Regions from separate parts of the Homo sapiens genome. Here all the other regions are linked to region 1. The links are chromatin contacts, found by Hi-C or POLR2A ChIA-PET in ENCODE. All regions are on one chromosome and are shown on one strand. Each heading gives the region's core, a stretch centred on a gene start or an enhancer-like site at or near the end of the contact. The rest is flanking DNA. Distances are from core to core; before and after follow the strand shown.

The links. A loop is a pair of places that touch in the nucleus more often than their neighbours do. ChIA-PET counts read pairs that join two places held with the same protein, here RNA polymerase II (POLR2A). Pooled maps may share reads with other maps.
Region 2: a map of ascending aorta shows a loop between it and region 1 (6-fold over the local background). The contact joins the enhancer-like site here to the promoter of LINC02900 in region 1. A Hi-C loop is called at or near these places in 8 of 168 maps with a recorded cell type or tissue (Caco-2, PC-3, aorta and 4 more) and 12 of 50 pooled maps. POLR2A ChIA-PET finds 5 or more read pairs at or near these places in 3 of 52 experiments (AG04449, AG04450 and endothelial cell of umbilical vein).
Region 3: a pooled map shows a loop between it and region 1 (2.4-fold over the local background). The contact joins the enhancer-like site here to the promoter of LINC02900 in region 1. A Hi-C loop is called at or near these places in 3 of 168 maps with a recorded cell type or tissue (Calu3, PC-3 and PC-9) and 1 of 50 pooled maps. POLR2A ChIA-PET finds 5 or more read pairs at or near these places in 1 of 52 experiments (AG04450).
Region 4: a loop to region 1 is called in a map of PC-3, with 4 times the contacts of the local background. The contact joins the enhancer-like site here to the promoter of LINC02900 in region 1. A Hi-C loop is called at or near these places in 9 of 168 maps with a recorded cell type or tissue (Caco-2, G401, PC-3 and 5 more), 1 of 37 single-sample maps with no recorded cell type and 13 of 50 pooled maps. POLR2A ChIA-PET finds 5 or more read pairs at or near these places in 9 of 52 experiments (AG04449, AG04450, Caco-2 and 6 more).

The regions. Positions count from the first base shown.
Region 1 is chr5:135,246,792-135,249,491 of GRCh38, forward strand. It overlaps LINC02900 (long intergenic non-protein coding RNA 2900), which reads right to left and starts at 1,386. Exons shown (of 4, transcript NR_037895.1): 1 at 1,335-1,386; 2 at 822-1,021. All of the region lies in intron 3 of PITX1-AS1 (PITX1 antisense RNA 1), which reads left to right. RefSeq lists an enhancer at 1-1,035.
Region 2 is chr5:135,190,119-135,192,818 of GRCh38, forward strand. All of the region lies in intron 3 of PITX1-AS1 (PITX1 antisense RNA 1), which reads left to right. Among named protein-coding and RNA genes, the nearest start is that of LINC02900, 57 kb to the right of the region's middle. RefSeq lists a silencer at 1,123-1,302. Within about 2 kb of position 1,398, at least 5 of the 41 ENCODE cell types and tissues checked have a DNase peak (open chromatin) inside an H3K27ac peak, as active enhancers do; they include prostate gland and sigmoid colon, where a contact is called at or near this core.
Region 3 is chr5:135,309,415-135,312,114 of GRCh38, forward strand. All of the region lies in intron 3 of PITX1-AS1 (PITX1 antisense RNA 1), which reads left to right. Among named protein-coding and RNA genes, the nearest start is that of LINC02900, 63 kb to the left of the region's middle. Within about 2 kb of position 1,342, at least 2 of the 41 ENCODE cell types and tissues checked have a DNase peak (open chromatin) inside an H3K27ac peak, as active enhancers do; they include PC-3, where a contact is called at or near this core.
Region 4 is chr5:135,207,936-135,210,635 of GRCh38, forward strand. All of the region lies in intron 3 of PITX1-AS1 (PITX1 antisense RNA 1), which reads left to right. Among named protein-coding and RNA genes, the nearest start is that of LINC02900, 39 kb to the right of the region's middle. Within about 2 kb of position 1,401, at least 13 of the 41 ENCODE cell types and tissues checked have a DNase peak (open chromatin) inside an H3K27ac peak, as active enhancers do; they include IMR-90, PC-3, ascending aorta and 1 more, where a contact is called at or near this core.

The DNA of each region.
Region 1 (2,700 bases), core at 136-2,635:
CCTCTAGTGTGTTTGTCAAGGTGCCTGGCATACAGCAGAACTGCGCGAGTGTGTGGTTGAGCCCAGGTCTGCGTGTTTCTGAGCCCATGCAAGGTATTTGAAAGTTCCTCTGAGCTCTTCTTTTTGCCCTGTGGCAGCCCCCTTGCCTTCCCTGGAAAGTACTGCTTGTTGGTGGGGGGAGGTCTCGGGTTGACAACACCCTACCGCCAGCTCGCTAGCCCCTTTAGGCCCCGAAGAAACTATTGAGTCATGCATTTTGCTTGGGTTTTGATGATTCGTGATTCATGCTTGTGAGGAAGGCAAGGGAGTGACTCATGCTGATTTAATAAGCTTAGGAATAGTCCTGAGAAGTGGCTGATAAAGTGCCGGCTGGCAGCCCACTCCCCCGTGGCTGCCAGCGCCAAGTGCTCAGAAATCACCAGGTTAAACAAGTCTGCAGAAAATTCAATCTTCCCGGCATGATTTTCCTTATTTGAGCTAATAGCATGAGGCGCCTTTCTCCTGGCACTGCGAAGTGCACCGGTGGCCTTGCCGTCTTCCCTGGGGGCGTGGGGGAGAAGGAGAGCAAATGCCTTACGTTTAGCGGATGCGCTAGGAACGGCTAGGACCTCCCAGGGTTTGCCTTGTGCCCATGGAACCAGCAGTTCCGCCCCAAGGGAAGCCAGCCGTGTGTCCTAGTGCCGGAATGATGGGGTAATGCCAGTGAGCCGCCCCTTCTCCACAGGGTACTGAGAACGAGGCCAGGCAGCAGCTGTCCTGGCCTCTTGGCCCTGTCAGGACTAACACACCTGGGTTGGGCCCACTGGGGTCAGGTTACTCACGGTAAGCAAGTGCAGGTGGAGAGAGGTGGCCCAGAGGAGCAGGCCAAGGTGGCAGGAGATGGGTCATTTCAAATGGCTCGCCAGCAGCCCAGGGGATCCCTGACATCTAGCAGGTATTGACATTGGGATTAACCCTGTGGGTCGATGGTTCCGTGCTGATTCCTCATGTGCCTCTGCGTCAGATTGCTCAGGCAAGAGGGCTGGAGAAAAAAATCAGAGATGCACCCAACTTGGTCAGTATCTGTGCAGCGATCCTGTTATGGTTGGCAGTCCCTTACTTTGAAGCTCTGATTCCTTTCAGAAGCTTCTGAAGTTCAAAGGAGCAGGTGGGGGTGGATAGGTCATTGAGAAAGGGCAGACCCTGTTCAAAAGTAAGATACTTCCTAAATCTGGTCTCCTTTCTGTAAGTTCTTTGGTGTCCCTCCCCATATGTGTTGAGCCCCTTGTGGCATGTTAAGCTCAGTGCTGGGACCAGCCAGGGGAACAAGGGTTCTGCCTTCATGAGTCTGAGACCTGTTTAGAGTGCAGCCTCTCCTCCCACTTTCCTCTCCTCTCCCCTCCTCCGATGCATCTATCCATCCAAAAAAATGCTATTGTGATAACACACATAAAGCATTTAGCATTATGATCAGCTTCATAATTGCTAGTTTTTATTTCATAATTAATATTATTAGGTCAGATGTGGTGGCTCACACCTGTAATACCAGCACTTTGGGAGGCCGAGGTGGGAGGATCACCTGAGGTCAGGAGTTCAAGACCAGCCTGGCCAACATAGCAAAACCCCATCTCTATTAAAAATAGAAAAATTAGCCAGGCGTGGTGGTGCACGCCTGTAATCTCAGCTACTCTAGAGGCTGGGCACGAGAATCGCTGGTACCCGGGAGGCAGAGGTTGCAGTGAGCCGAGATCATGCCAGTGTACTCTAGCCTGGGTGACAGAGCAGACTTTGTCTCAAAAAATAAATAAATAGATAATGTTTATTGCTATTATTTGACATCTCTTGCATGCCAGGCAAAAAAAAAGGTGAATACTGGTGCAAATTGGTGAGCGTGTTATGTGACAGCTGGAAATCCTAGAGCTGGTCTAGCCTCACCCCTCATGCTGCAGATGGGGATACTGAGGCCTAGAAAGAAATGAAGAGATTGATGGGAGTCTCATAGGGAGGGCATGGCTAGGCCAAGCCTGGAACTCAGGGCTCCTTCTGCCGTGGCATGCAGCTGTCATGCTGGGATGGGGTGGTCCGAGGAGGCTTCCTGGAGGAGGTGGGTTTTGAGATGAGCCTTGGGATGAGAGTAGGAATGAGATCAGCAGGAGAGGAGAAGCGAGAAAGGGCAGAGCACAGTGGCCCAGGATGGTGTGGAGGAGGGAGCCACAAGGGGAGAAAGGTCAGGAGAGACTGGGTGGGGGGCACCAGAGCCATCTCTGTAGCATCTTTTGAGGAGTGCCGCAAAGGCCTCACTGCTCCCACATCCTGCACTCTGCCACTGCCATCAGGTACTTCCTCCTGGCACGTGCAGATCAAATGGTGGCCCTGGGGCCCGAGGCTCCGTCTGCTTGCCTGCCTCAGCGCTCATGCTCAGTGGGGACCCATGGGTCCAGGCTGGAAGTCACAGGCCAGGCATCCATGCTGAATGCATCTCTCCTGGGAGAGCAAACCCATTCAGTCATAATTTGCCATTAACCCCTTATATTAGTTTCCTAGCCCTGCTGCAACAAATTGCCACACACCAAGTGGCTTAAAACAACAGAAATTTATTCTCTCAGAGTTCTGGAGGCCAGAAGTTCAAAACCCAGGTGTTGGCAGGGTTGACTCCTTCGGGAGGATGTGCGGGGTGATCTGTCCTGCTTCTCGCTCGTGGCTTCTGGAGGCTGCTGGCAG
Region 2 (2,700 bases), core at 148-2,647, 57 kb before region 1:
TTGGGGGAAAATTATTATTATAAGTCTTTAAAGAACTAACTTGAATTTTAAAGCCTCCTTTGGCTGTTCAGGTAGCAAAAACTCTGATCAACTCTGTGTACATTTCTGTACATTTGCCTCTTGACTCAATCTGCCCGGTCACCAGCTTTGTTTTCTTTCTAAGTATAAGCCGTATGTATCGGCAGCACATTTTAAAGTTAATTTGAAGCAGGGTCTATATTGCCGTCAGCAAATATGTTATAAGCTTATTATTTAATAGTGATTCCGGGGTAAGGCCATCATCTCCTTCCTAAATCCAAATATAAAAGTTGAAATCGTATTTGTTAAAACTGTCATGTTGAATTTGTGGCCCAGATTGTTTTCCCGAGGCCTGCTGGGCCAGAGCTCGAATGCCGCTCCCAGCTGCAGACACCCCAGCCCAGGAAAACTGCTCGCGGCTGAGTCGCTGAGCCTCTCAAACCGCCTGCTTCCCCCAAACAGAGCCACGGCCCAGCCGGCTCGCTCATGGCTTTTCCACATTGTAAAATCATTTGATTTATTTGTTTGGTTTGGTTTGGTTTTTAGAAGCGCTGCAGAAATTATTTCCTACTGGCAGAGAGGGCACTTGGTGTTACACTACATTAGTTTCACATCATTAGTTTAGGGTTCTCAAACTTAAAATGGTAAAGTATATGCGAGGCTTCTAGAGACCTCAGTTCTGACCAGAGCAGAACAAATTAAACCTGATGGATTCCTTTCGCTGCCTGTGTAGTGTGGGGCAATGCAGAACAAAGTGCTGTGGCGTTGCGGAAGGGGTTCCCTCTGGCAGTTTTGGAATTTGGTGGTAGGAAATGTTAGTTATTTATAAAAAGGAAAAATTCCTCTGTTACCATTCTGGTTTTCACAAAAACCGTAATTTTATCATCACGGCTTGTAGCAGGAAGCCAACAAGGGGTGCCGATGACGGCCACGACCCCGTATCTCTGGGCTGTCTCTCTCACCTCCATCGGCCACTGCCTGCTTGCTCTTTAGGAGCAAAGGACATGATTTAGAAGTAATTCAAAACCCCGTCGCGGGACCCAGAACAGCCCAGATGGTCTGGCCCTGGCCTGGGGTCTGCGGGGGTGGGGGTGCCAGCCCCGGGGGTGGAGTCGAGGTCGGCTCCCGGCCAGGTCCCGCGACGGGTCTGCACGCAGCCAGGGAGGCCTGAGGGGGCAGCTGCGGGGCTGGCGGCCAGGAGCTGCTTCGCGGCTTGCGGCGCAAAGTAGAGGCCCCGCTAGCTCGCTCCCGCACGCCGTTCTGCGCCTTCTCTTCCTAGCCCCGGCAGGCTCTGTCTTCCCCCGTGGGTCGCAGCGAGAGGGAGACCTCGGCCTCTGCCGCTGCAGCCTGAGACCCAGCCGCGGGCCTCAGGTGCGCGCTCCCCGAAGCTCTCCTGCCACCTGTTGGCCGCCGGTGGTGCTGACGCTACGGGGAGAAGCCACGCTTCAGTGGCTTGCCTGGAATTCATGACTTGTGCGCTCCACGTCCTGGGCTGGCCGACCTGCTGAGGGTATCTCTGAGAGCAGGAGCCAGGCCGTCCCGGGCTCTCCTGCGACAGTGCGGTGGGAGAGCCTTAGCGGGAGCCAGGCTGCGCCATGGCTTCCTCTGGACAGTTCTGCTGGCGTGCCCTGCTTGGCGGGGTACAGTGGGGCAAGCGGGGTATAAACCCGCTTGTTCAGCTTGGGAGCAGGCTCTACTTCCCAAGAGCAGCACAGGGGCTTCCGCCGGAAGTCAGGAAGAAGGTTTGAGGAGCTTCAGATCCAAGGACGGTGCCATGCCTTTTCATTGGAAGTCATGGACCACCCTCAAATATCATGGATTAGCCATTCTGTTCCCAGGGGCTGGGTTCCTAGGTATCCACCACAAACAGGCTTGAATCTACCCACACAAACAACCCTATCAGGAAGTCTCCAGCAAAGTGGGGCTCTTGGTGGCTGTTTTGGGTTTTGGGTAGAAGGTAGTATAGCAGCTATATTTCTAAACCATGGGGGCAAAACTAGATATCTATGTCCTGAGGGGACTGAGTTTTGTGAATGGATTTGGCCTGTGAGGATGTCACATGGGGCTCAGTAGCACTGAGGGGAGAGGCTGTGTGTGGTGATACTCTCATTCCTGTCTTGGGGAAGGGGGCCTGGAGCCATGACTTTCCCCTAGGCCTTTTCAGAAGGGGCTGGGAATCACAGTAGATGTTTGTCAATGGAGGAGCCTTGGCCCCATTTCAGACGCAATGTTTTCTCGTTCTGTGGTGGTTTTATACACAAAGGCTGTGTCCTGCTTGGCCACGCCTGCCTGCAGCATGTGCAAGCATGATACTTGGCGTCTGGGTGCAGCAGGGCATCCGTGCTCCATGCTGCGCGTCCAGCATGGCTGGACTGCCCTTGCACCCTCATTTTACCAGCACAGGTCAAGCAGTTCCCATGGGGCCTTCAGCTGGTAGCAGCAGGACCCATGGGTATCTAACCCAGACACCTTCTCTCTCCCCTATAGAGGGAGTTGGCTGTCAAAGCCCAAGGATGTCTGTTTTTAGGTGATTGTCTCCTGGCTTATCTGAGGCCAAAATGTTCTTACCTCCTGGTCTCTGAGATCATAGAAAGAGACTCTGGTATTTGGCCAAATGGCTGCTCAGAACCTAGTCCTGAAAAGTTATTTTCTTAGTCAAGGGGCTCATGCAAGCCCTGGACT
Region 3 (2,700 bases), core at 92-2,591, 63 kb after region 1:
AAATGGTTCTGCACACCCCTTCTCTTGTACTATACACTTATTTAGCCTGTACACTGTGCTCTTTGGATCAGAGGGGGCTTAGCAAGGAATGGGCAGGAGGAGGGGGTCTCTTTATCAGTGAACACGGGAGCAGCATGAGAAGTTCAAAGAATTTTGAGACCTGACTCCACTTGCCAGCTGTGTGTCTTAGGAAGTCAGTTAACCTCTCTGAGTCTCTGCTTCCTCATCTGTGAAATGTGAGAGGGACAGGACTGAAGCTGTAAGGCCATTGTGAAGATTTGTCTAAGATGGCAGGCCTGATAGGGCTTTGTGCTGGGAGGCGAGCCCTTCGGAAGGACTGAGCATGGGAGCTGTTGGCAGGGCTGTGAATCTGCAGGCAAAGCCTTTGCTGTGGGCTCTTTGGGTGTTTGACTTGCCTGTTTAATCGGCCTTGGGTACCTTGACTCATTTCCATTTTTATAAATGCATTAAAAATGCCACTGGGCTCAGAACAAACGCCAATTTAACCTAAGCATAGCTTACTCTTTGTAATGGTGAGTCTTGAATCTCCACCAAGCCAGGCATGGCTGCTTCCAGCAAGAGGAGCAGGATTATAATAAAATCAGTATGTGTTCATAGACATTAAGTGTGTTATTAGCATCTTTGAATTGGATGAAAGCTAATCTTTTCCACATTCAATGAACAAACATGAATGATGTCAGTGAGAGAGAGGAGGAAACCATGCCCGTGGGCAGAAACCAGTGACATGCAATGAAGAGGAGGAAATGGAAGCAGCTCTGCCACCTCCTTGCTGTAGAACCTCGAGTGAATCACTTGACACCTCTGGTCCTCAGTTTCCTTAATCTGTCAAATGAGAGAATTCTTGGTTTATCTATCCACTGGGATGAAGACCTTGTGAAAATATATACTGAAAAGATGTTTAAAAAGTATAAATCATATACAATTGTATAGGGTTGTTATTGATGGAAGGACATGGTGGTGTATGGATAGTCATTGGCAACAGATGACTTGTAAAATTCTGTAGTTAGATTTTAGGTGCCTGAAGTGAATGAGTGAGTTGAAAAATATGCCAGGCAAGACAGCTGTTTACATTTCTAGGAACGCATACTCTGTGGTTTTTCCAATTACACATCTTTTACTTAAATAGAACAGGATATTACAAAATTTAACCTGTTCTTGTTGCCCTTACCATTAAAAACATTGTCAACAGTTGAGAGCTCTTAGGGGCCAAGCACTGACTATGTACTTTGACTGTATTATCTAATCCTCATCACAAACCTAGGAGGCAGATCCTATAATTGCCAGTACTATTTTATAGTGAGGAAACAGTCTCGCCGAAGTGGGGCAACTTGCCCAGCCAGGGTCATACAGCTAATAAGACACGGGCAGGTGATTGAACCCTTGAAATCTGTTGCCCTCCAGTATTGCCAGTAAGTCAACACAAACATTTGACCTTTCCCCGCTTCCTCCCTCTTTTCCTCCTCTTTTCTGTAGATAATTTAATCAAAAAATCATTGGGTTCTGGTATGGTGGAATGAGAAGTTTGAAAAATCCTCTCCCCCAAAAGCAATGATAAAACTGGAGAAAATCAGTAAAAATCACCTGAAAGGCTCTAGAAACTGAGCAAGATCATACATTTCATACAAATATAAAATGGCACAACCACTTTGAAAAACAGCTTGGCTGATTCTTAAAAAGTTAAACATAAATTTACTATCCAACCAATATACACTTTTAGGTATCTACCTGTATTGGTTTTCTATCGTTGCTGTAACAAATTACCACAAACTTAGTGGTTTAAAACAATGCAAATTTATTATCTTACACTTTTGGAGGTTAGAGTCCAAAAGGATCTCACTGGGCTAAAATCAAGGTGTTGGCAGGGCTACGTTCCTTTCCCTAGGCTTTAGGGAGAATATTTTTCCTTCCCTTTTCCAGCTTTCAGAGCTTGCCCACAATTCCTCGACTCATAACCTTCATCTTCAAAGCCAGCAGCAGCATATTGAGTCCGTCTCACATTGTTTCACTCTGACCTCCTCTTCTGGCTCTTCCACTTTTAAGGACTCTTGTGATTATACAAGGCCTGCCCAGATAATCCAGGATAATCTTGCTTTCTTAAGGTCAGCTGATTAGCAACCTGGACATCTCTGGGAGCCCATTATTCTGCCTACAGCACTACTCAAGATAAACGAAAATACGTGCCTACACAAAGACCTGTACGTAAATGTTCATAGTGGCATTATACACAGTAGCCCCAAGCTTGCAATAATCCAAATCCAGTCTATCGATTGGTAAATGGCTAAACAAAGTGTGATATATCCATGAAATGAAATATAATGTAGCAATGAGAATGAACTACTTATACATGTTACAACATGGATGAACTTCAAAAACATTATGCTGAGTGAAGTCAGTCATATGCCAAAAAGGCATATAATTCCCTTTATATAAAATTTCTAGAAGAGGCAGATCAGGGTTGCCTGGGGATGGGAACTGGCTGCAAATGGACACTGGGAAGTTTGTTGAGGATGATGGAAGTACCTAAAACTGAATTGTGGTGGAGGTTACACAACTCTATAAATTCACTTGAAAATCTTTGAATCATATACTAAAAAGTGAGTTAATTTTATGGTAATTTATAATTTGTTCAAATTATTTTTAAAAAGAAAAGCATTTATGCAAGCCAAACAGGGAATAGGG
Region 4 (2,700 bases), core at 151-2,650, 39 kb before region 1:
TCCCAGCATAATCAAAGAAGTTGTTTGTTTGGTTTGGTTTTTTTGGTCTGAGTCAGAAGCCAGTAACAGTTTCAAAGTGCAAGGCTGGTGCTCCTCTCCTCCAAGCCCCTCTCTGCAGTGATGACAATGGGAGTGTTGCCAGGAAGCATACTGTCTCTCTGCCCCACCACCCCTGTGCCCTGACCCCCAGCTGTGGCCAGGCTCAGCTTCCTCGAGCGACAGGGCTACCCCAGACTAAGGACAATCTGACTCTGAACTTTTGGGCAATCTTTTCCATGGGCTAATTTGCTATAGGATTGCTCGTTTTTCCTGGAAGACCGAGTGGCTCTTAGGAGTGGATTTTTTTGTCCACACTTAGAAGACCAGCAAATGGTCTTTCCCTCTTCTGTACTCTGAATCAGAGAGGCAGTGTGTGCCAATGTCACCACCCCACAGACAAGATGACCAGCTAGGGAAGGGGTCTGTCTGTGTTCCTCACTTGTTCTGAATGCTCAGAACTCACCTTCTCCAGAAAGCTTCCTCTTGTAATGAACCACAGCTGATGTTTCTTGAGCACTTACTCTCTTCCAGGCATCATGCTAAGTGTTCTCCATGTACCATTTTGTTTAGTCCTCACCATAATCTTATTGCTGTCATCTCCGTTTTGTAGGTGAGAAAACCTAGGCCCAGAGGGTTTAAGCCACTTGACTGAGGTCACACAGTTAAAGGCAATTAGCATTCAAACCCCAGGCTCTCTAGAGGTGGCCCATGTCCTTGGACACTAAGTTCTATGCCCTCCTGGCTCACCCTGCCCTTCCCGATGTCACTCTGCCCTTGGTTGGGTTTTCTGTGTGATGACTCATAATATTTCTTACCCACATGTGCCTTATGCCCTAAAAGATAGTGAATGTATTTTCTGCTCTTTTCTCCCTCCCCAGAGTGACTGGGAAAGAGTTATGTATATAGCAGGAGCTTAGTGAATGCCAATTTCTTGTGAAAATCCCACTGGGGGTGCTGTTGGCAGGCCCAGCACACCAGGAAGGCAGCATTGGCCCTTTATGGAAGTTATCAGGAAGATGAATAAGGCTTGAAACGCGAGCCCCTGGCAGGCTGACTCAGACCCCACAGAATGGCTGGCCCTGGCCTTTGAAGAGCTGAGAGCTGTTTACATCCTACTAATGGACCTCGCTGGCTGCAAGCAGTCAATGTGGCTATATAAATACTCCAGCCTGGGGCCATGGAGTGAGTGAGGACATGAATGCGAGGAGAAACCCCCTCCTCAGCCTCATCTCCTCCTCAGTGAGGGATCCCTGGGCAGGAGAAGCCATGGGGACAGGAGGACTCTAATTTAGCAGGAAGCCCCACACGGCAGGCCTGTGCGTGGTAACAGAATGGTGTCTAGTTGATGATGTGGTATGTAGACGTTTCTCCCCACGTGAAGTTCTTTGCATAAATAAATGGTGACCAGCTGTTAGTCTTCCTATTAGCATGAACATCCATCACAGCTTGTTTCAAATCTAAGTCTGGGAGGGAGAAGCTTAGACTCCCATGAAAGGCAAATGTTACAATGGTAATCCAGCCCAGTCTGGCACACATCTGCTTAGAGAAACTCGCAAACTGGAAATGTTGGCTGGGATCTATATGGGGGGTTGGGCATGGGGTCTGATGTTCTCTGTAAGTGTCCCCACCCAGGGAGCTGCATTTTTGTCAGCAGGGAAGACGTGATGAGATCAGGCTCCCATTGGGGCCTGTCAACATGGTGCCGATGGCTGCTGTACTCTCCAGGGTGCCCTTCCCTATCTCCCACCAGTGACCCTGGCCCACAGCAGACCTTGAGAAGGTACAGGTAGGCTGGGAAGGGAAAGGTCTCCTCCCTTAGGGCTCAGACCCTGGCCTGCATGTTGTGGTCATGGACCACAGGCTGTTTGAGATGCCCTCTTCAGGGGTAGCTAGTGATAGGGCAGAATGTCACCATCGGTCCTATGGTGAGTTTTCTGGTGCCATTCTCTGTCTGTCCCACCAGTCTCTGAGAGGGAGGCAGGAGCCTGCCCTGCCTGCCCCATCCACACCTCCCCAACCAGGGAACCCCATCACTCCCTCTATTCATTGTGGATGATGGTAATTATTTTTAATATCTCTCCCTGGGAACTCAGTCATTCACCCACCCATTCTACAAACATTTATTTTGTACCTGTAGCGTACCAGGTACTAGGAATACATGGGTGAGCAGGACAGACATGGTGCCCATTTTACTGGAGCTGTTTCATTAGAGTGGGAAGGATAGTCAGATAAAGCACAAAGAGACTAAAAGACAATGGCAAGTTGTGAAGAGTGCTATTAAACAAATGGGATAGAGGGACCTAGTCTGGATACAGTGGCTTCTCTTGGGAGGTAACTCTTGAGCTGAGGCGTAAAGACTGGGATGGAACCCAGTAAGTGAGGAGCAGTGCAGATGAGGGACTAGCATGCTGCAGAGGCTCTGGGGTAGGGGCAGAGCTTGGTTTCCTTGTGGAATTAAAAACCATCAGTGTGGCTAGAGTGTGGTGAGTGAGGGCCAGCTAAGAGCAGCTCCTGGTGGAATTGCAGGCCGTGTGCCAGTCTTGTGGTTGTAGGAGCTTTGCAGGGGCCGATAAGGCCAGCAGGGTTTTATGGAGTTTGGGGGTGGGTGTACCGTGAGTGAATCGCTTTATGTGCATTGGTATAAAAGCATTTTTTGGGGGC